2 separate regions of the Homo sapiens genome follow, and region 2 is linked to region 1. A link is an interaction called in ENCODE POLR2A ChIA-PET data of the cell type or tissue named here. Cell type or tissue: MCF 10A. All regions are shown on one strand. Each heading gives the region's core, and the rest is flanking DNA. Links, peaks and the distances in the headings are about the cores only.

Region 1 (11,041 bases), core at 2,394-7,393:
TGTTAAAGTTCTATGTGTGGTTCTCTTCATGTGTGGAAAAAGATGGGGCCAGGCATGGTGGCTCATACCTATAGTTCTAGCACTTTGGGAGGCTGAGGCAGGTGGATCCTTTGAGTCCAGGAAATTAAGACCAGCCTGGGCAACATAGCAAAATCCTGTCTCTGCAAAAAAATTAAAAAATTAACCATGCGTGGTGGTGCACACCTGTAGTCCCAGCTACTAGGAAAGCCGAGGTGGGAGGATTCCTTGAGCCCAGGAGGTCGAGGCTGCATGAGCTATGACTGCACCTCTGCACTCTAGCCTGGATGACAGAGCGAGACCCTGTCTCAAAAAATAAATAAAATAAGTAAATAAAAATATGAACATTTGTAAGGGTCTACCATTGCATGCTTTGCCCCTCATGATGTCTCAGGTACTCATTTCAGGATTCTAATTTGCAACCAGTTTTGTTTTATGGATAATGTTCTTGTTGGAAATGCTTCCAAACTCAGGCTGAATGCAGAGTGTGTTACATAAGCACAGATTAAGGCCATGTCTGCAGGGAGATAATGCATTAGAATCCTGTAGAACCAGTGTTTTCATGTGTTCATTTGGTGTAGGCTTCCTTCCCCACTGCCATGGTGATATTTGATGAAACTAGTTGGTGGCTTAGTTACAGGAATTACACCTGAAAATAAATCGCGAAAGTTCCCATATGAAGCACAAGTTTAGCCATATGTACTTACAATGATGATGGCAAAAATAGGTGAAAAACATTGTAGTTATATAATATTACCATATTTAGAAATGCTAGTGATGGTGGAGGGAGTAATAATGACATTATATAATAATGTATGTATAATCAGTGCAGAAAAATTTCCGCTATACTCCAAAAGAAACTAATGCTTTAATTTACATTTGGTTCTTATTTGTTCTCCCCTCCCCCCACAGTCTATCCTTTCAAAAAAAGATGCTAATGAGTAGTAAAGGAACCAGAGCTAAAAAAGGAGCTGTCCTCATCTGTAAATTCACCTTCCCCAAAGAGCTGCAAGTTGACTGTTTGCAGTTGCCAAAAAGCTGGGGCCCAGCAATAAAGTGCTCAGCCCCCACAGCAATCTCCTTCCTTCAGAGGCGGAACTGCTCATGATAAATACTTCTGCCTCCACAGAAGCCTCCTTGTTTTACCTCCTCTCCGCTGTTGCCACCCCACTTGGTTCTCGAGGGCAGCAGGCAGAGTTGCCCAAGACTTATTGTGTGGCCACAAAGAGATGGCAGTCATGCCAGATGGCAGGTTTTCCTTGCTTCTACTTACCCAGACAAACAGACTTAAAGCAGTCTGGTGGTGAAACAAGAATTGTTGTGGCCATGAAGAAAAGTTCGTGTCAAAATGTATTCATTTCCTTTCATTTTCTTCCGAGACGCAGACAACTTTTTAAAAAAAATCTAGTATTTTGTTATAAGACTTTTAAGCAAATGTACTACTTTTATATGCATGTTTTGAATGCCTATGTAAAAATGTAATGGGCACATTGCTTACAGTACTCTGATGAGAGCACACCGTTTGTCTTTAAATAAACCTAGATGTGATCTTTGGTTTGCATTTAGTTTCAATAAGCCAATTATTGGCAGATTTTTCACTGGGTGGGGCCGAAACGGCGGCTTATTCATTTTTTCTTAAGCATAGATACTCAAGGGGGTTAAGTAACTGCACACCACTGGCAAAGATTTGTAATCCTCAGTGCTAGTAAAGGTGAGGCACTTACCCCTTTAAGTGAGGAGAGATGGCTTCCATTTAATTATTGCTCTGTGGCATTTCTGTGTAGGAAGTGGGAGGCACTGCAGATGCTCGGAGGAGTTGGGAGGCCCATGTGTTTCTGCACTACCTGGTCTCTGTGCCCTCGCCTCCCTTCAGCCTGCCCTCTACATAGCAGCAGAGGATCCTGTGAAACACCAGTCAGATCCCATCACTCCTCGGCTCCAATGCTGGGGTATTGATCCAGGCCATCTTATGTAGAGGCAAAGCCCATGCCCTCAGGCCTTCCGATCTGACTCTTCTCTGTGCATGTGCATGCACACTCACATGTCCCCGCTCACAAACCCACTCACTTTCAACCTCACAGGACTTCTTCGAAGATGCCAGCCTCCTTTTCACAGCCTTTGTGTTTACTACTCCTGCTGCCTACAATGCTCTTCCCCCAGATATTTGCAGCGTGTACTCCCTCTCTTTGGGCATCATTTTCTCTTTGAGGCTTTCCTTGACCACCCCATTTACTCTGTTAACTGCCCCCTCCCCAAAATTTTCTGTCTTGTTCTCTGCCTTATTCTTTTTCATCATACTCAAGTCATCATCTAATGGGCTAAATAGTTTCCTTTTTTTTTTTCTTTTTGGTCTGTCTCTATTCTAATGCAAGCTTCATGAAGACAGGGATTTTTACCTGGTTTATTCACTGCTATCCTCCATGCCTAAAATAATGTCTGGCACATAATAGGTGCTCAGTAAATATTTAGAGAATTTGCCAGTAGTATGTTCTAGTAGCCCTTCACAATGGGCATCTGGCTCTTTAGACCTGATGGCTCATGTTATCTTTCTTGCTATTTGACCTTGATATTGGTGACTGTGAGTCTGGTTCCTCCTCTAGTTGTAGTGCCTTGTGCTGCCTTAGACACACCTCCAGCATTGATACAACTGTTGGCCACCTCACTATGGCCTACCCTGCCATCTGTCCTCCCACATTCCCTTATATCAGCAGGGTTCACTCTGGGTATGAATGGGACTCTTCTGTATGCCAAGGTTAAGGTAGGACCCAAGGGTGTATATGATGCAGTCCTTCTGAGTCTTCAGGCCTGCTGTCCGCCAGAGGTCTACAGGGTTAAACTAGCCACTGAGTCTCCCTAACAGCTGGCGGGTGACTGACTGGCAGAGTTTAGTATAGGTGGCCTAGAGGTGTGGCTGGGTTGGATGGACCATTGAAGCAACCTAGAAAGTGTGAGCCAGACATTGCCAGGCACCCTTAAGAAGTAGCCAAATGTGCTGTTTTCTGTGGACCTGCTCTTTGGACCAGCCTGCTGCCACCTTGCCATGGGAGGATTTGATGTGTGTGCCCTATGCTTTTGCAAGCAGCTTTGCTTTCCTCTGAAAGGCATCATCTCTGTTCACAAATGACATGACTTCGTTTCTTAGCTCAAGGCAAAATTTGCTCTTTGAGTTTGTTTCCTAGGGCTGTTGTAACAAACAACCACAAACTGGGTGGCTTTAAACAATAGATATTTATTGTCTCATGGGTCTGGATGCCAGAAGTCTGATATCAAGGTGTTGGCAGGGCCATGCTTTCTCTCTGAGGGCTCTAGGGGAGATCCTTCCTTGCCTCTTCTAGTTTTGGTGTTTGTTGGCAACCCTAGGCCTTCTTGGGTTTGTAAATGCATTGCAATCTTTGCCTCTGTCATTACACAGCTCTTCTCTCTGTGTCTCTGTCTTCTTCTCTTAGAAGAACAACAGTCATATTGGATTAAAGATCTACCCTAATGAGCTCATCTTAACCTGATTACAACTGCAAAGACTATTTCCAAATAAAGTCACATTCACAGGTATTGGGAGTTAGGACTTATCCTAATATCTTTTGGATCTTATGATATCCAGTTCAGCCCACAATTAAACCCACAATGCTCTTCGTGAGAAAGAAGCAGCAGCCATGAAGAAAGCCTAGATATTTTTAAGGGTGGAGAGCGCTCTTGACCTTTCCTTTGACAGCCTTGAGCTTCCCTAAATACTGTTGTCCTCACTGACTGGCTTGTCTTAGGAGTAGGGTTTTTGATCTTCAAACCTTGGAGTGCAGTTCAGTAAAGTGAGACAAGCATACCTTCTGTCTCTGAGGTCCAGGAGCACTGGAAGAGTGGACAGATTAATTGTGAATAGAGAATGCCCTGAAAATACAGGAAGAACCACCCTCCTGCAGATGTAGCTCTGGTCCCTTGTGGGAGCCCCTGGACCTTCGGTGAGGCAGATCTGGAAGGCTACAGCAGGGGATGTAAAGAGCCCCTTCCTAGACCCGCTTCCTGGCCCATTATTCTGCCCTTCCAAATGTATTCCAAGGGCTCCTCATTTTGATCATTGCTCAGTGGCATTGTTGTAGAGGAAGTAGGAGGGTGCTTGGTGGAGTTTGGGAGGCCCATGAATTTCTGCACTTGGAGAAATGTTAATGTTGAGCTTATATTTCTCTCCTTGCAGCACAGAAGACCATTACTAGGTCTGTGTGTAGAAGCCCAAGCAGTTAGAGGGGGCCTCTGCGAGGCTTGTGGGATTTTTCTGGCCAGAAGATGGGCCATGGTGGAGGAAGGCCATGTTAAATGGCTGTGATCCACTGCCTATAGGGAAGAGTACGCAACACACACCCAGGAGGGCTTAGGTAGCCGGAACTGTGGCGGCTCCATACCCCCAAAGTGAATTTTAAACTTGACTTATTTATGCCGTTCTCATAGCAACAGGAAAACTGTTCCGACCTATAGCCACGGAAGACTCTGTAAAAGAAACTGTAGGAGGAAAAAAAGATAATGCCAGGAAAAAAAAAAATTTAATGAAGTACCATTCTTTCACTTATTCAGTCAACTGAGAATAACAGTTTGTGCATTTGGCAATCAAATGGGAAGTGGCATTTCGTGTTGCAACATGAACCTGCTCACATTAAGTGATTTATTTTTTTGTTTAGACACACTGTACTGAGAACTTTCTTCAAGTAGAAAGCTATTAAAAATGTGAGAACAAGCAGTCCTCACTAACCTGAAGCATTTGGGGACTTAGAGGAATGATAAATGCAAACAGCCCAGAATCCAGAAACTGTCTTGAACATTTAAACTCTAGACTCTGGGAATGTGTGCATGTCTTCAGTTAGTCAGATGTAGATAATTTTTCTTTCTGTGAGGTCTCTTTTCACTTATATCTTGTCTGGACAGGGTGGAGCCCCTGCTTAAATTCTATTTCTAGCTTGAAGAAAGACTAAATTATTGTAGACCAAAGCCAGTGCTACTCGGAAAATGGAAAAGACATAGGAGACAGGGCATGTCTTCTTTAGCCCGACTGTGAACTTAGGGCCCCTCCTCTGGTGAGTGCTCCTGGGAGGTTGCACAAGGCTTATGTTCAGCTACTGGGCCAAGCTGAAGGAACGCCTCTCATCTCTCTCATGTTTGTACTGAAGATCCGTGTTTGGTAACCATTTCATAGATCTTTTCTACCACTTGATCCTGGGCTTGTAGTTAATGCTGTGCTCAGCATATTTCTGTGTGATCTTGATAAGAAATCTATTGGCCAAAGACCTTGTGAGCTATTTCTGTCCTCTGTCTCTCTCATCTTCTATTTAATATGTTTGTCTGTATTATATACGTATAAATATAACCGAGTTGTATTACATTAATTCTTTTTTTTTTCAAAAATATATTAAAATTATTCCCCTTTTCTAACCTGCCCATTTATGAGCTCTTGCACGGTAACATCTTGATTCCCATTTTGGCTGAGAAACTACATAAACTAGTTTATTGCATGCTGCTCCATTTTGTATTCATGGTTATGATATTGAAACTTCAGGACCACACACAGATAGCATAGTCTCTGGCCACTTAAGCATGTAAACAGTCTGGCTTTTTATAAAGTGGAAAAATATTTCTTGTGCACTATTTTAACATGATCAGCATGTTGAAACTTGGTGTGCAACTGTGTCAACATTTCTTTGGCTCTGAGGAGCAAACCCGGAGAACCTCATGGTAACATATAAAATGCAAAGCTGGTTTGTTTACTACTGGGATTTAGGCAGCAATTAGAGTCTGTAGTTGACTTCCAAACTTGGGGTACAGAATAAGTGAAATAATTATTTTTGCATCGCGATTATGCTAGCTAAAATAATGATTCCTTTTCAGATGGCTAAGATTCTTTCAGGGAAGCAAAGGAAAATGGGTGGCTGGATTACAATGCAGTTTCTTTATTGAAAAACCCACATTGGACCCAGCTTGACAGTGTTTTCTTTTGTTTCATAAATTTACTGAACACCTCAAATGTGTCAAATCCTTTTCTACATGCTAGGCATGTGAATTTAACAAGACAGACAGGCCTTATGTTGTTTGCTCAAACTCTCTGGCTCTCTTGAAGAGAAACAAACACTAAATAAGTAATCAGGTAAACAAGAAGATGTTTATGATTGCTATGAAATTCAACATGAGATGTTTACCAAGGGCACTGTTGAGACCCTTAGGATGTGTCAGTGAACAAAACAAATGCACATTTTCTTCTCTTAGGGGTCTCACATTCTAGTACAGGAAACAGACCATAAACAATAACTGGAATAAAGACATAAATTGTAGAGCATGTTCATAAGCAGTCAGTACTATCCAACAGGAAAAAGCAGAACCAGGTGAAAGGTATCAGGAGGAGTGAGGCAGCAGGGGGTGTGGGAACGGACAGGCTGCAATTTTATTTTTATTTGTTTATTTTCCCGACTTTATTGGGATATGATTGACAAATAAAAATTGCATATATTTAAGGTGTACAATGTGATGATTTGATGAACTTACACATTGTGAAATGATTACTGCAATCTGGCTAATTAACACCTTCATCACCTCACATTTTGTGTGTGGTGGGGCGGTGAGAACACTTAAATTCTACTCTCTGGGCAAATCTCAAGTGAAGCTGCAATTTTAAATCAGGTGGCTGGGGAAGGCCTGCTTGAGAAGACTTGAAGAGATGAGGGAGTTAGCTCAGATGTGTCTCAGGGACAGTGTTCTAAGCCTATGGGAGGCCAGTGCCTTTGACAAGCAAGGAGGCAAGTGCCTTTTAATGAGGATATGCGATTTGAACTAAAACCCGGAAGATGTGAAGAACCCGTCATGTGTAGAGTTAGGTGGGAGTGCCCCAGGCAGAGGAACAGCAGGGCCAAAGACCAAGACAGGAGAGGAAGAGGCCACTATGACTGCCCCTTTAAAGTGGGGAGATGAGGTGGGAAAGGTGGGAAGAGATTGCTCAGGTAAGGTTGTATAGTCCACGGCAGGGGTTTGGGTTTTACTTTGTGTGAAATGAGTTGTGGAAGAGGAGACACCCTCTTCTGATTGCCCATCTCATAAGAGTTCAGAGAGGAGAGGAAGAATGAACCCAGCATAAACTTACCCTGAGGACCAAAAACCTCATGAGGGTTGGGATTTGATCTGCTGGTTTACCACTGCATCCTAGCAGTGCAACAAATACTAGGCCCAGGAAAGCAGTCAGTATTTGCAGGGATAGACACATGGATGCATGATTTAGTGACATACCTCCTGGGACAGAAGCCTATTATCTTTTATTTTTTGAGATATTTGGAAAATGCAAAGAAAAAAGAAGTCTCAAGAATAATATAACAGCACTTTATGCCAACCACCCAGAATTTACAGCAGTTAACATTTTGGCATGTTTGCTTCCAGCCTTTTTTATTATTTCTCTGTGAATACTTAAAAGGCATACAAGGAGCAGAGGGATACAGTCTCCTTTATATATATATATATACATATATGTATATTTGAGATATATATACACATATGTGTATATTTGATATATATATACACACATTTGTGTGTGTACGTAAACATTAAACTTCTAATTACCATTCTTAGTTGCTTTCCCCATGCTAGAGGCGATCATGCCTAATAATTTATTAGCAGATCCTGTTTCTGGTTTGCATCTGGGGGAAGGGGAGGTAGAGAAGAGAGCCAGCCTTATATGAGAGGACACTTGGCAGGTTGTGGCCCAGTGCTCACCTGGCCGGAGTCAGCCAGTGTGTGTGCCCACAGCCCTGCCCTTGGAGCATCAGCCTACTTGGCGAGCACCTAGTTTGGGCTTAACACAGTGCTAGGCACAATGCCAATGCGGGCAGAGCCTAAGAGAGCCCAGCCCTGAAAATCCTTCTCTTTATAGCATTCCTGTAGCATGATTTGTCCTGGGTCAGTTTGTCCTTGCCCCTGTGATATCTTCAGCAAATGAGCTGCTCAACAGGGGTGACCCTTCCAGATAACTGAGGCTTATTCCTTTATTATATGAAACGCTTTTGATAGAAATGATCCTGAAGTATCTCACAGATTTACATTTCCCTGTCTTCTTAAATGAGGTCTATTAGCCTTTGATGTGGGTTGATCAGGATTGTTCTTTTCAACAACAGTTGCTATATCCATTCATGCTCCCGGGGGCTGCTGGCAACTTGCTCCTACAGTACATGGCCCAGACTGCTTTGCAGAGTATGTTGCTTTAGAAACTCTTCTGCCTGCTTTTGCTAACTTTACTGGTTCTCCTTCTCCGTGGGCTGGCAGCTATCCCTTCTTGCTGTTGTCAGTGAGCCTGCTTCTAACTCTGCTTCAGTTGCATTTCTCACTCTTTATTTATGAGTTCCATCCGCTGGGGCCTGGGAAAGGAGATAGTCAAATTAAGTAAATTCTGGGTACAGCCAAAGACGACTCCCAGTGAGTGGCTCTCCACTGAGGGTTCCCTGCAGACCCTGGGGCCTAACTTGGGGTGTCTGTTAGACATCCCAGCCTGACATTTTGATACTGGCTGGCAGACACATTTGGATTTATGGCCTTCCCAAGAGAATCATGCTGAGGTCAGTGCTGCTATGTGAGGCTCTGTAAGCATTCCTTAGTAGCTCTGTGATGGGTTAATCTCCCTCCTCCCACTCCGAGTCAGGGTGTCACTCCCTTTCCCCTGTGATTCTACCCACAACGTCTGACCTAGTGCCAGGGGCACGGAGTCTCTTTTAACTGCCATGGTAGTTGGCATCAGGTTGTAATTCAGCATTAGGGTACTCTGACTGTGAAATTGTTGTTCCCGGGTCTTTCAATTATTTCTGTTATTCAATTATAAAGATAGTGGGGAACATGGAGATAATCTCATTCCAGCTTATAGTTTTGCAGTTGAAGAAACTAAAGCCCTGAATGGAAAATGACTGAGATCACCGAGTTGATAGTCACCAGCAGAGCACCGTCCCCACTGTGGAACAGTGACCACCATGGGTGAAATTGCTCTGATTTTGGGCTGTAATTTATCTGAACCAGTAAGTTGGACAGCCTTGGCAACACTATAAAGTAGAGGGTCGCTCTCCTGTACCTCATTTCCCAAGTGTGGTAGGATATCGCCTTGATACAGACCAGATTCTCTTCCTGTTAAAGAAAAGTAGTTTGCAGCTGATTCACTATGTGGACGAAGATCCATCCAGAAAGATGTTCATTGCAGCATTGTTTACAGTGGTGAAAAAATGGGGACAGTTGGTCCCGCATTGGGATGATGAATACATTTTTTTTTTTTTTTTAAGCCACAGAGTCTCACTTTCTTGCCCAGGCTGGAATGCAGTGGTGCGATCATAGCTCACTACAAAGCCCTGGCTCAAGCAGTCCTCCCCTTCGGCTTTCCCAGTATCTGGGACTACAGGTGTGTACCACCATGCCTAACTATTTTTTAATTTTAAAAATTTCTTTAGAGGCAGGGCCTTGCTTTGCTGCCCAGGCTGGCCTCAAACTTCTGCCTCGGCCTCCCAAATTGCTGGGATTACAGGTGTGAGCCACTGCACCAGCCTGATGAATAAATTTTGACACAGCAATATAATAGAATATTATGCAGCTATTAACATTCTGTGTACAGAATTTTAAATAACAAGGTCATTGAAAAAGTCACTGGTCATTTTTGAGCCTAATGTTATAATATTAAGTCAAACAGGCAGAATTAAAAGGAAGAATAACAATATAATTTTAAATTTTTAAAATTTCCTTTTTAAAAGAAGAAAATGGTCAAAGCATTTACTAGTCACTCTTCTTGATTGGTGAAGGGAAAGAGGCTGTGTGCCGTCCATGCACTGGATACTACATCTGTCATGTCTGTGACACTGCCATGTGGTTTTTACCCTTGATTTGTATTCAGACTGAACAAATGATCCCCAAGCCCTTAGGGTGCTAAAGAGTGCATGAGCCATACTCCTTGTGGCCACACACACCTTTCATCCTGGATAATGGGCAGCTGGGGCCACAGGCCCATTGTGCAGTCAAGTATCTTGCTTCCTGCTAGTATCAGCGGGGAGCACGGAGCCCTGCTGGTGGAGCCTGTCCAGCTCTACTAAAGATAGAGCAAGCTGCAGTGAAAGAGAGCCTGGCCATGGCCTTAGGTGCCTTGCAAATTATTGTTGTTATTATTATTATTATTATTATTTTTATTATTTTTTTTTTTTTTGAGATGCAGTCTCGCTCTGTCACCAGACTGGACTGCAGTGGCGCAATCTCGGCTCACTGCAACCTCCACCTCCCGGGTTCAAGTGATTGTCCCGCCTCAGCCTCCCAAGTAGCTGGGACTACAGGCGCCCACCACCATGCATGTCTAACTTTTTGTATTTTTAGTAGAGACAGGGTTTCACCATGTTCGCCAGGATGGTCTCGATCTCTCGACCTCATGATCCACCTACCTTGGCCTCCCAAAGTGCTGGGATTACAGGCGTGAGCCATCGCACCCGGCGGTGCCTGGCAAATTATTAATGGGCCCAGGGTGAATGGACGCAGCATGAATTGGGCACACTGTACCTTTGAAGGACCCTGCCAGCCAAAACCACTGGGCCTGTTGTTGGAGACAGGGCCGCTTCCCGGGTGACTTTATCAGAGAACCTGGCTTTGGTGCCGTGTTCTTGTCCCTCCATTTACCTTTTTGGCAAAATGGAACCAAGTTGTGTCCTTATTCTGTTCTGAGTTGATGGTGGTCCTTTAAAACTTAAAAAGTTTGCAATATGTTGTTCTCATAATCTGCTGACACCTATTTACTCTCTGGTGTATCCTACATATTTCCCCGTTCTTAAGATGGGGCTGATGGTGTGCGTTCCCAAAGCTTTCTTCATCATAGTCTCAGATAAAAACACATGGCACTGGCAGTCTTAGTCAGATCCTCACTCTCCTGCAATCCCTTCTGAATCCTCCATGCCATGGGGCTCACACTGCCCTAGGGATACTGTCAGGGATGTTGAACTCCATGAGACTGTCTGTTCACCTGACTCCCAGGCAGACAGTAAGGCGATCAGGCTTTTCC
Region 2 (11,041 bases), core at 3,299-8,298, 88 kb after region 1:
AAAATGCAAAATGGGGAAAGAATAGTCTCTTCAATAAATGGTTCTGGGTAAACTGGATATCCAAATGCAAAAGAATGAACTTGGATCTTTATCTTATACCATACACAAAAATTAAAATATATTAAAGTCTTAAATGTGAGACCTGAAACCATAAAACTTCTAGTAGAAGAAGTTGGGAAATGGCTCCTTGACATTGGTCCTGACAATGATTTTTTTGGATGTGACCCCAAAAGACAGGTAACAAAAGCAACTATATCAAACTAAAAACTTCTGTGCAGCAAAGGAAACAATCAACAAAATGAAAAGGTAACCTATAGAATGGAATAAATATTTTCAAGCCCATATATCTAATAAGGGATTAATATCCAAAATATATAAGGAACTCATACAACTCAATAGCAAAGAAAAAAAAGGAAAAGGAAGAAAGAAAACAACTAAATTAAATACCCCAATTAAAAATGGGGAAGGACCTAAGTAGATATTTTCCCAAAGAAAACATATAATTGTAAACAGGTATATGGAAAGGTGCTTAACGTTATTTACCATCAGGAAATGCACGTTATGACCACAGTGAGATGTCATCTCATACCTGTTAGAATGGCTGTTATAAAAAGAGATAATAAGTATTGGTGAAGGTGTGGAGAAAAGGGAACCCTTGCATGCTTTTGATGGGAGTGTAAATTAGTACAGCCATTATGGAAAACAGTATGGAGATTCTTCAGAAAAGTAGAAACAGAACTACCATATGATCCAGCAGTCTCACGTCTGGGTATATATACAAAGGAAATGAAACTAGCATCTTTAAAAATGTGCTGTATGTATACAATGGAACATTACTCAGCCATAAAAAAAGAAGGAAATCCTACTATTTGTGTCAGCACTGATGAACCTGGAGTGCATTATGCTACATGAAGTAAGCCAGACATAGACAAATACTGTGTGATCTCACTTGTATGTAGAATCTAAAAAAGCCTAATTCATAAAAGCAGAGAGTAGAATGATGATTGCCAGAGGCAGGGGTAGGGACAGAGTCTGGCTAGGGGAAGGGGTCAATGAGGGAAGGAAGGGGAGATTTGGTCAAAGGACACAAACTATCAGTTATAAGGTGAATAAGTTCTGGGGAATCTAATGTACACTGTGGTGACTGTAGTTAATAATCATTGCATACTTGAAATTTGGTAAGAGAGATCTTTAAATGTTCTCACTGCAAGAAAAAGAGAGATAACTATATGAGGTGATAGTTGTATTAATTAGCCTGATTGTGGTAATCATTTCACAATAGATACATATATCAAATCATCATGTTCTATACCTTAAATGTATACAACTTTTATTTATCAATTATACCCCAATAAAGGTGGGGAAAAAAGATTTAATAGGCATTTCAGCTGACAACATATAGAAGTCAGTTACAACAGCAGGCAGTTTAAAAATGTAGTTTTTAGGAGATAACATTTACATGACAACACTAAAAAAACTTTATTGGAAGGTATTAAATAAGTTATTAAAAATAATTAGGAGATTTACCATGTCAAATGTATGGGAAGTGTCATTATCATAAAGATGTTTATTTTCTCCAAATTGATCTATAAATTCAAGGTCTTTCTGATCCAACCCTGAAAGGGCTTTTCATGCAACTGGACAAGCTAATAAAAGGATAAAAGGCCAAGAATAACTTCAAGTACTCCTGATGAAGAAGAAAAATAATGTTGGGAGTCAGGAAAGGAAATTGCCCTACTAGATTAAGATTTATTATAAATAAAGCTCAGGTAATTAACATAGTGTTAACTGACTGATGATAAGCTAGTGGAATAAAGTGAGTCAGAAAGAGAGGTCTGTGTATGACAGACCTGGCAACCAGGGATCAGTGGGGATCTTCTGTTGAATACTCAATTTATTATTCATTTGGGAAAGAATAAAAACGGATTTCTAAATGGTATCATACACAAAGTCAATGTTCATAGTACTGAGGTTTTTAAAAATCACGTTATAAAACAACATTCATCATATGATTTCGTTTTTGTAGAAAGAAATAAGAGTATATGTGATTATATATTTTGAGAAAAGACCTAGAAGATATCAAAAGTCGAAAGTGACAAAGGGTCTCTGGGTGGTCGGATTGTTGAAGATTCATTTCTCTTTACACCTTTTTTTGTCTAGATTTTTAAAAATACATTGAGTCTATGTTACTTTTAATTAGGAAAAAAATTTTTTTTACTTTGAATTTTTTTTAACTATTCTTTTAGATTAAATTTAGCATTATTTTTCGCAGCTTCCAAACTGCCTCCTCCCCTTACACACATAAAAAATAACAGTTTCATTGTGATATTTGACTGGAATTGTCTGGTACACAATAGGCACTCGGTACATATTTGTTAAACAAATAAATATGGGAACAATTCACATCTTTATGATGGTTAGCCCTTCCAGTTGAGAACATGGTATATTAATCTTTTTAAGACCTTTTCCTAATTAATTATGAAAACTTTGTAATTTTTTAATGCAGATCCCACACATTTATACAATTAATGATTTCTAAAATTATATCATCTTTTCATTTTCCCCCATATTGAGTCAAACCCTTGAGTATCATTTTATTTTATTTTATTTATGTATGTATTTATTTATTTTTTTAATTTTATTTTTAGAGACAGAGTCTTGCTCTGTCACCCAGGCTGGAGTGCAGTGGCGCGATCTCGGCTCACTGCAACCTCTGCCTCCCGGGTTCTAGCAATTCTCCTGCCTCAGCCTCCGGAGTAGCTGGGATTACAGGCGCACACTGCCACACCCGGCTAATTTTTTGTATTTTAGTAGAGATGGGGTTTCGCTGTGTTGCTCAGGCTGGTCTCAAACTCTTGAGCTTAGGCATTCCACTCGCCTCAGCCTCTCAAAGTGCTAGAATTACAGGCATGAGCCACCGCACCCGGCTGAGTATCTTTAATGTCAGACCTAAGAGTCAGAAAGATGATTTTAACGTAGAAAAACATGCCCTGTTTAGTAAGGTTAAGGACCTGGGTTTATTTAGCTTAGAATAAATGACTAAATTGAAACTGAATACCTATCTTCAAGCATTTGGTAGTGGCCAGCTTTCCTTTAGCTCTGCCGAAGACACACAAAAAAGAAATTCAACTGAAGTGTGAAGAATTTAAGTTAGAGATTGCAAACTGACAATATAAAGCTACGTTGGCTCTCAGAGACATATTATTTGGACCACACAATATATTTTAAAAGTTTGAATTGTTTGCAAAGTTAAAATTTGAAGAGATTTCACATAAAAACTTGGATTTCCAGCTTTTCTGGTACCCCTGTGCCCTAGTTTCCGATGAGTTTGAAAATCACTGCTGTCCCCTTTAAACAAGCCCTGAGCTCTCTCCAGTTTTCCAGTCAGAACCCAACCCTTTTCCTGTTACCTGTCTTACCCCTCAGGCATTAAGTTTGCAATCTCAGTTCATATAAAGGACAGATAAAGTGGCACATAGGTAGGTATAGCATCTTCTCACTCAGCATTTTGGTGTTGTTTTTAAAAGATGGTTTTAATGTGGTCCTGGCTGACAAACAGGAAATGAACTAGGAGACTTCCAAGGTTGTTTCTTGTCCTTTGGGTCCATGGTCCTGTTAGAATAGTCCAGTGGTTCATGAACTCTCTTTCTCATTGCACATGATCTAGAATCTCAGAGTTGAAATGGATTCCCTGCAAGACAGGGAGGCCACAGAGGATATGCTTCATCTGGTGTTCCTCTGTATGCACAGGAAATTTGAAATCCATTGCAGAGGGGCCTGCTTGAACAGCTAATAGTTCAAACAAGCAGCTACCTCATTTAGAAGGCTTATTAAACATCTCTGTTTCTTTTGTGTATAGTTATTTAAAGATGAGTGAAGGGTTTTAAAGAGAACTTTGAGTTTTATAAGTACACAGTATTATATTATTCTTATCATTATGCATGGCCTGGCAGAGTTATGATTGTGGGAACCATAGTTTTGAATATCATTTCATCTATGCTTGCGTGTTATCCAAACACAGTTTTCATATTTAATGTTAAGGGCCTTTTTTTAAATAAACAAAAAAGTGGGAAAGCAACATGGGGAAGAAATCTGAAGTGATCATTTCTCAATTTGTTTTATTCTAATTTTTGTCTGCTCTGAAAAGCCTTCTTATTCCATGTGAACAATCTCTGATGGGTCCCACAGAAAATGAAATTTGTGGCACATGTGCCCTCTGGCATTACCTACAAAGTCAAAAGGGTGACAGGCAGAAAATGGGTGTTTTTTTCTAAATAAATTTGGCTCCGAAGAATTATTTTATAAATAATGATTTTATTCATGAAACATTTCATGCTCCATTTGTTTTGGCATCAAATAGACATAGCTTTATTGTGACTCAGAGTCTAGTACTGTCCTTATTTAGGGACATGAAATGTTATCTCAAGGGAACCTTTTTGGAATCTCTAAATGTCTTGGGTAATAAGTGAAATTTTTAGCCTAGGATCAAATATTCCACTTACCCACCAAATTTGTTTCCCAGTTGTGGTCTTAGACTAGGATCCCGTATGTATATTCCTAAACTTGGGACAGGACTCTTGGTTTTCAGTTCCCACAGAACAACCCCTTTCTCCAACCCCCCCCCATCACCAGCAATAGAGGAGGTCACACTTGGACCCATAACATGTTTCCAAAGGCCCCATCAAGGCTTTTTCATAGGCCCCATCTCATACTTAGTCTCTTTTCATGTTTGAAGTGACAGCATCAAACTCATGATTTCCCTACCCTTTCTACCCTAGGCCTTTTGATAAGGACAAGGTGCAACTTTCTGAGTGACACAGTTTGGGATGTAATGAGTTACAACTTCATTTTTCCTTAATGAAATAGCTTGAAAGCACACGTATTCTTCATCTTTTTTTTTTTTTTTTTTTTTTTTTTTTTTGAGATGGAGTCTCACTCTGTTGCCCAGGCCGGAGTGCAGTGCCATGATCTCGGCTCACTGCAACCTCTGCCTCCTGGGTTCAAACGATTCTCTTGCCTCAGCCTCCCAAGTAACTGGGACTACAGGTGCGTGCCACCACGCCTGGCTAATTTTTTTATTTTAGTAGAGACAGGGTTTCACCATGTGAGCCAGGATGGTCTCGATCTCCTGACCTCGTGATCTGCCCACCTTGGCCTCCCAAAGTGCTGGGATTACAGGCGTGAGCCACTGTGCCTAGCCTCTTCATCTTTTAAGTATATTATATGTTCCTAGTCTAGTCTAATACCCAAGATACTGTCAGTACTCAGTTGGTATCAGCCTCTTTCTTCCTGTTCTCTTATTAAATCACAACCAAGCTTGAGAACTGACTCATGACTTCAGACTGGAAACAGTCACATGTCTGAACTGGCGTGCAATGCAGAGCTGCTTCCGGGTTAGCACATAGTAATCTGATTATGACAAAGTGCCCTTTCTTAAAGCAAATATCAGACCACTATCCAACCTACCTAAGTAAGCTTATCTTCACCAAAATTTTAACTATCTACAAATCCATAATTTTATTTCTTTGAAATTATCATTAGGACCAAATTTTCAGGTCATCTGTATGCCAGTCTTTGAATTGTCATTATAGCTTTAGTTTGAACCTGTAATTTCCTACAGCAGTTAAAGGAGAAGTCAAAATTAATAAATGGCTGGCATTTTAAAAGAGCATACAGGTTGAAATTTTGTGTTTAGGCAACTGAGGTTAAAAAAAAAAGCTTAGCTGGGTGCAGTGGCTCACACCTGTAATCTCAGCATTTTGGGAGGTCCAGGCAGCAGGATCGCTTGAGCCCAGGAGTTCAAGACTAACCTTGGCAACATAGGGGGACCATGTCTCTAAAAATAATTTTAAAACTTAGATGAGTGTGGTAGCATGCACCTGTGGTCCCAGCTACTCAGGAGGTTGAAGTGAGAGAATCATCTGAGCCCAGGAGGTTGAGGCTGCAGTGAATTGTGATTGTGCCACTGCACTCCAGCCTGGGCAACACAGCAAGACCCTGTCAAAAAAAAAATTCAAATGTAGAATGGGGTTGTTCTATAACACAACTAGCCTGATCTCTTTAAAAGTTCAGAGTTCTTTTTTTAAAAGGTAAAGGGAGATTATTTTAGATTAAAAGAGATATAAGCAAATACATCTCTTAAAATCCATGATCTTTGGTTGGATCCGATTCAAAGGAAAATCAGATCAGTGATACACATTTTGGGACAATGGAGAAATTTGAATATAGGCTGATTATTTGATCGGTAATGTCATACTCAGTTGTAATAATAGTGTCGTGGTGATGAAGGAGAATTTCCTTATTGCTCAAGAGCTGTGCTCACATGTTTAGGAGTAAGGTTTCATGATGTCCACTTCGAAGCAGTTTAGAAAATATGTGTATGAAATACGGCAAAATATTAACTGTTATTGAATCTAGATGGTGGGTTTTGGGATGTTCATGACATTATTTTTCTACTTTTCTGAATGTTTGAAATGTTTCAGACTGTGTGAGTGATGATAATAATGGAGTCATCTCAGGGAGAGAAGTACTGAGGGGCATCGTAGGTCTTCCTGAGCCTGCCTTGTAGTTTGGGAGAAGGCTTTGCTGGAAGAGAGCCACACAGGTGGTGGGTGGGGTCCACAATGAAGTGGAATTCACCTGCCCGGAGGTCCTGATGGCTCACCAAGCCACACAGAGGCATTTTCCCAGGCTCGTCCATGAATGGTCTCGTAATAGCTGTGGGAGAGGACTTCCCACTGTTACGCACCAGACCACAGACTCCCGTTGGCAGCTGTGGGGAAGCTCAAGTCGCCTTAGCTATGAATCCCCTGGAAAACAAGTGAGGCTGGATAGTTTTACAGTAAAATCTCTCATTGAATATTTGCTCTCAGTGTCTTGGGACTGTGAACTGTGACAACCCAAATAAATGACCACTCCCTTAAAACCATTACTCATTGGAACATGGTACTACTTGAAACTAATCTACTGCCTTGCTAAGCCAGGATGGAATTTGTTCAATTCATATTTGAGTTTTTTTGTCGTAATTTTTGCCTTTCTGTTTATGAAGACTGCAAATTTCTAGTAGAGCCATTTTGGAGCAGCTTATTTTAGACAGAATATGAAATAAAATAGTAGGAGGACTGTGGTTTGTCCTTTCTTTCTCTCATATGCATTACTGACCACCTCTCCATTTTTTTTAAAGAGACTCAATAGTTTTTGATGAACAACTTAGGTAAGCCAGAAGAAAGTTAGTGTGGTAACAAGTAATCATTTGAGGCTTCATGCTTTGGAGGTTGTTTGTAGAAGGATAAGGAGAAGTGCAACAGCTTTTTACGACATACAGAGAGCAAATGGTGGCACAAGAACTGGAGATTTTTTGGGCTGCTTGGAGGCCAGGGGAGAAGATGGGATCTTGCTGATACTAGATGATTGTGTTACATTAAGCAATTCAAAAATATCAATTGTTTCTGGAAATGCACATACCTGCAGACGCCTGGTGGTAAGATGTTTCTATTGCAAAGCTTTTTCTCCCTCTAATCCAAATCCCTTCTTGTGTCTAAAGACAGTCTTCTCAGATTTAGGAGCACCACAGTCGCCAGCAAGGAAACAGGCATACTGAAATGTGATTTGCAAGTGCCTCATAATATTAATACCATCATCCAGTAGTTTTCAGATGAAAAGATGATCACTTTATGATTTCCATTTGCTCTGCTGACTCAGGTTTTCTGCATTTAAAACACCAGCATAGCGAGCTGGGAGCTGGTGCCCCAAGTAGGAAAAGCAAAAGGACTTTTGGATCCTTTGCCAAATTGCTGTTTAGCTTTAGAGAGTAGTGGAGCTTTGCTTTAGCCCTGGGTAAGTACAAAATCTCAGTGGCCTCCTGAACTCTGTGAAGTTGATTTCATTAAAAGCAAAGATAAGAATGTAGTCTTTATCATTGCCTTTTGTCTATGAATAAATGAAATACATCTTTCTAAGCATTTCAGTGCAGTATGTTTCAAGCAGCAATAATTTTCTCTGTTTATAGATCAAATTTAGTTTGCCATAAGAACTGGCATAGTACCTTTTGTGTTTAATCTCTCCTCAAGTTTCTCTTTAAACAAAGTTTCATATGACCAGTCGAATTTGGATTAAGCAGGTGCAAATCTTTTTTACATGTTAAACTTGCTATTTCTCTTGTAGGTGCCATTTGGGCAGGTTTTCCATTGAAACCACTAATAACAAGATGCTATTTAGAAATGATTCCTTTTAACTTAATTCTGTCCTGGGGTGGGAGGTGTAGGGGTCAAGGTTTCAATAAACTCATTTCTCCTACTAATTTCAGTAACAAATCACTTGAAATCTGCCTTATACTGCTTTCTTTTTCTATAGGGGAAGGTGTCATATTGAGACTTGATTGTTCAGCAGTCCAGATAGGATTTAGCTGTCACTCAAGTAGTATCTTCAGATACCAGGCTTCCTGGACTCAAAACTGTAGCTTTCATGGTCAACTTCAGATTTTGCCCCTTCCTGATAATAACGTTTTTTTTTAAGATGGGGTCTTGCTTTGTCGCCCAGCCTGGAGTACAGTGGTGATCATAGCTCACTGCAGCCTTGAAGCCCTGAGCTCAAGCAATCCTCCTGCCTCAGCCACCTGAGCAGCTGGGACTACAGGCGTGTACCACCATGCCCAGCTAATGTTTTTTTGTATTTTTTTTAAGGAGACGGGGTCTCAGTATGTTTCCCAGGCTGGTCTCGAGCTCCTGGCCTCAAGCAATCCTCCCACTTTGGCCCCTCAAAGTACTGAGGTTACAGGCATGAGCACCACACTGGGCCTGATAATAACATTTTATTGCTAAAGATTTTGCATAGGAAGAAGATTTTTGAAATTTCGAACATGCCTCCTGAATCTTAATCACTTAGAGCTATATATCAGCAAAGGTAGAATAACAGATATTATACTTTTTTTTTCTCAGTTCTTTGGAAGACTTGCATTATAAATTAATACTTGAAAAATACTTTTAAATTTTGCTGTATGTGTTTGTGAGTCACCAATTGTTAAGGATTCCACTTCTTCCCTCAGCAGTTGGACAAATAAACAGATGTAGAAATGACTTCCATTCTCTCAGTGACCTAAGAAATAACGTATTTGTTTTAAAGCACTCAGAGTAATGTCAGTGGTGTGTATATTTTGTTTGACATTTTAAGCAGAAGAAAGCCACATGACTGAAATGCAATCTATTTTCAAGTGTGTTAGGAAAAAATTATTTTATCTCAGCAAATCCGGAGATTATCCTTTCATAGATGTCACTGTTCTTGCACAATCTGCATGACTAAAGCAATTGTTCTGTCAGAGCCATCGCTTGTTTAGACAGCATCAAGTCTGTGGTCACTCATGTCCTGGGTCTTTCTACAGGAGTGTCGGAAGGATACTGAATATGAAAGTGGAAACTTCTTTAATTGTATTCTTTATATAAGTTATTTCAGACCAACCATAGTCATGGACTTTGGAGAATCTGATGGTCCTAGAGATTACTTCCTGCAACTCTTGGCCACTCCAGTTTGACAGAGGGGGACCCTCACCCCACTCTGGTGGAGCTTTTGCTTCTGATTCTTCTACCAAATAACTTGACTGCTGACTGCGATAACCAGGAACGGTTTTACTGTGATTTCAGGAAAATCATCAACAAAGTAGTTTATACCTGGAGGGAAGCCAGAAGAGAAGAGAAAGGGAGAGAGGAAGGAATTAAGCTGGCACTTTCTGTGAATCATCTGAAAATCTGTTGCCACCCTATGAGACGAATGATAGTGTCTCCATTTTCACAGATGGCATTTACTCTTCTGGATCAGGCTTCTTTCATGTAACATTATGTTTGTGAGATGTATTTCTGTTACTACCTATAACTGTAGCTCATTCATTTTTAGAGGCACTATAGTATTTCAGTGTGTGACTATATCCCCATTAAAAAATTTACTGTTGATGGATATTTGCATTGGTTCCAGGTTGAGACTATTGTGAAGAGTGCTATTGTGAACACTGTATGTTCATGCCTAAGTTCAGCTTTAGATACTCAAGCATTTTTTTCAAAGTGGCTGTACCAATTTGTACTCCTGCCAGCAGCGTATGAGAATTCCAGTTGTCCTGCATTCTTGCCAACACTTTATGCTCTGTCTCTTTCACTTAGGCCACTCTGGTGAGTTGGAGAAATTATTTTTTTACTCATGTCATATTTCTTTTAATCTCATTCTATATGAAGATTTTGACATACTTGAATTAATTTATTTACAGGCAAAATACATCCATGTTCAAATAGGTATGAACTGCTTCTTTTTATGAGCTAATAAGCAGTGAGTATGAGAAGGTGGCTAAGATCTATTCGCAAGCTCCGACTGAATTATCCCATCTGAAAGTACGTTAGACCTCATTTATTTCGTTTTACAGTTGAAGTAACTGAGGGACTTCAGGGACTAGGGACTATGCCAGCGTCATAGTCAGGCCTCCTGGAAGAGGCAAGATAGTAATGTTCACCCTTGCCTCTCAAGAGAAGCCCTCTGTTAATTCCTTTATTCTTTCATTTACTAATTATTATTATTTTAGATAGAGTCTCGCTCTGTCACTCAGGCTGGCGTGCAGTGATCTTAGCTCACTACAACCTCCACTTCCCAGGTTCAAGTGATTCTTCTGCCTCAGCCTCCTGAGTAGCTGGGATTACAGGTGCCCGCCACCTCACCCGGCTAGTTTTTGTATTTTTAATAGAGACAGGGTTTCACCATGTTGGCCAGGCTGGTCTCGAACTCCTGACCTCAAGTGATCCGCCTGCCTCGGCCTCCCGAATTGTTGGGATTACAGGCGTGAGTCATCACACTCAGCTTCATTTGCTAAATAACTATTGAATGTGTCTTTTATGGCAGGCACTGGGCTGAACTCCAGAGATTTAGCGGCAAACAAACTTAACTTAGTGATGTTCCCTTTCACTTTCCAGGTTATGGCTTTCAAATCACAGCCTATTTCCTCAAGAGAGGGATACGCCTTCGCTGCATCAGGAGCACACAGAATGCTGGTAAGAAGCCGATTTCTTGG

The links. Peaks named below come from ENCODE experiments on the same cell type or tissue, not always from the same donor. Only the 100,000 strongest peaks of a DNase experiment are listed, where the experiment ranks them.
Region 2: POLR2A ChIA-PET joins it to region 1 with 5 read pairs; 3 of 35 experiments call an interaction of 5 or more read pairs at or near these places.

The regions. Positions count from the first base shown.
Region 1 is chr20:10,500,423-10,511,463 of GRCh38, forward strand. The region is part of intron 2 of SLX4IP (SLX4 interacting protein); the gene reads left to right. Among named protein-coding and RNA genes, the nearest start is that of SLX4IP, 71 kb to the left of the region's middle. RefSeq lists enhancers at 6,782-6,921, 10,999-11,041. In MCF 10A, for the core only: no CTCF peak of the experiment used is centred there; DNase peaks (open chromatin) are centred at 4,649 and 5,089.
Region 2 is chr20:10,587,732-10,598,772 of GRCh38, forward strand. SLX4IP (SLX4 interacting protein) reads left to right here. Exons shown (of 8, transcript NM_001009608.3): 5 at 10,944-11,021. Among named protein-coding and RNA genes, the nearest start is that of MIR6870, 56 kb to the right of the region's middle. RefSeq lists enhancers at 5,230-5,524, 10,282-11,041. In MCF 10A, for the core only: no CTCF peak of the experiment used is centred there; DNase peaks (open chromatin) are centred at 3,410 and 5,350.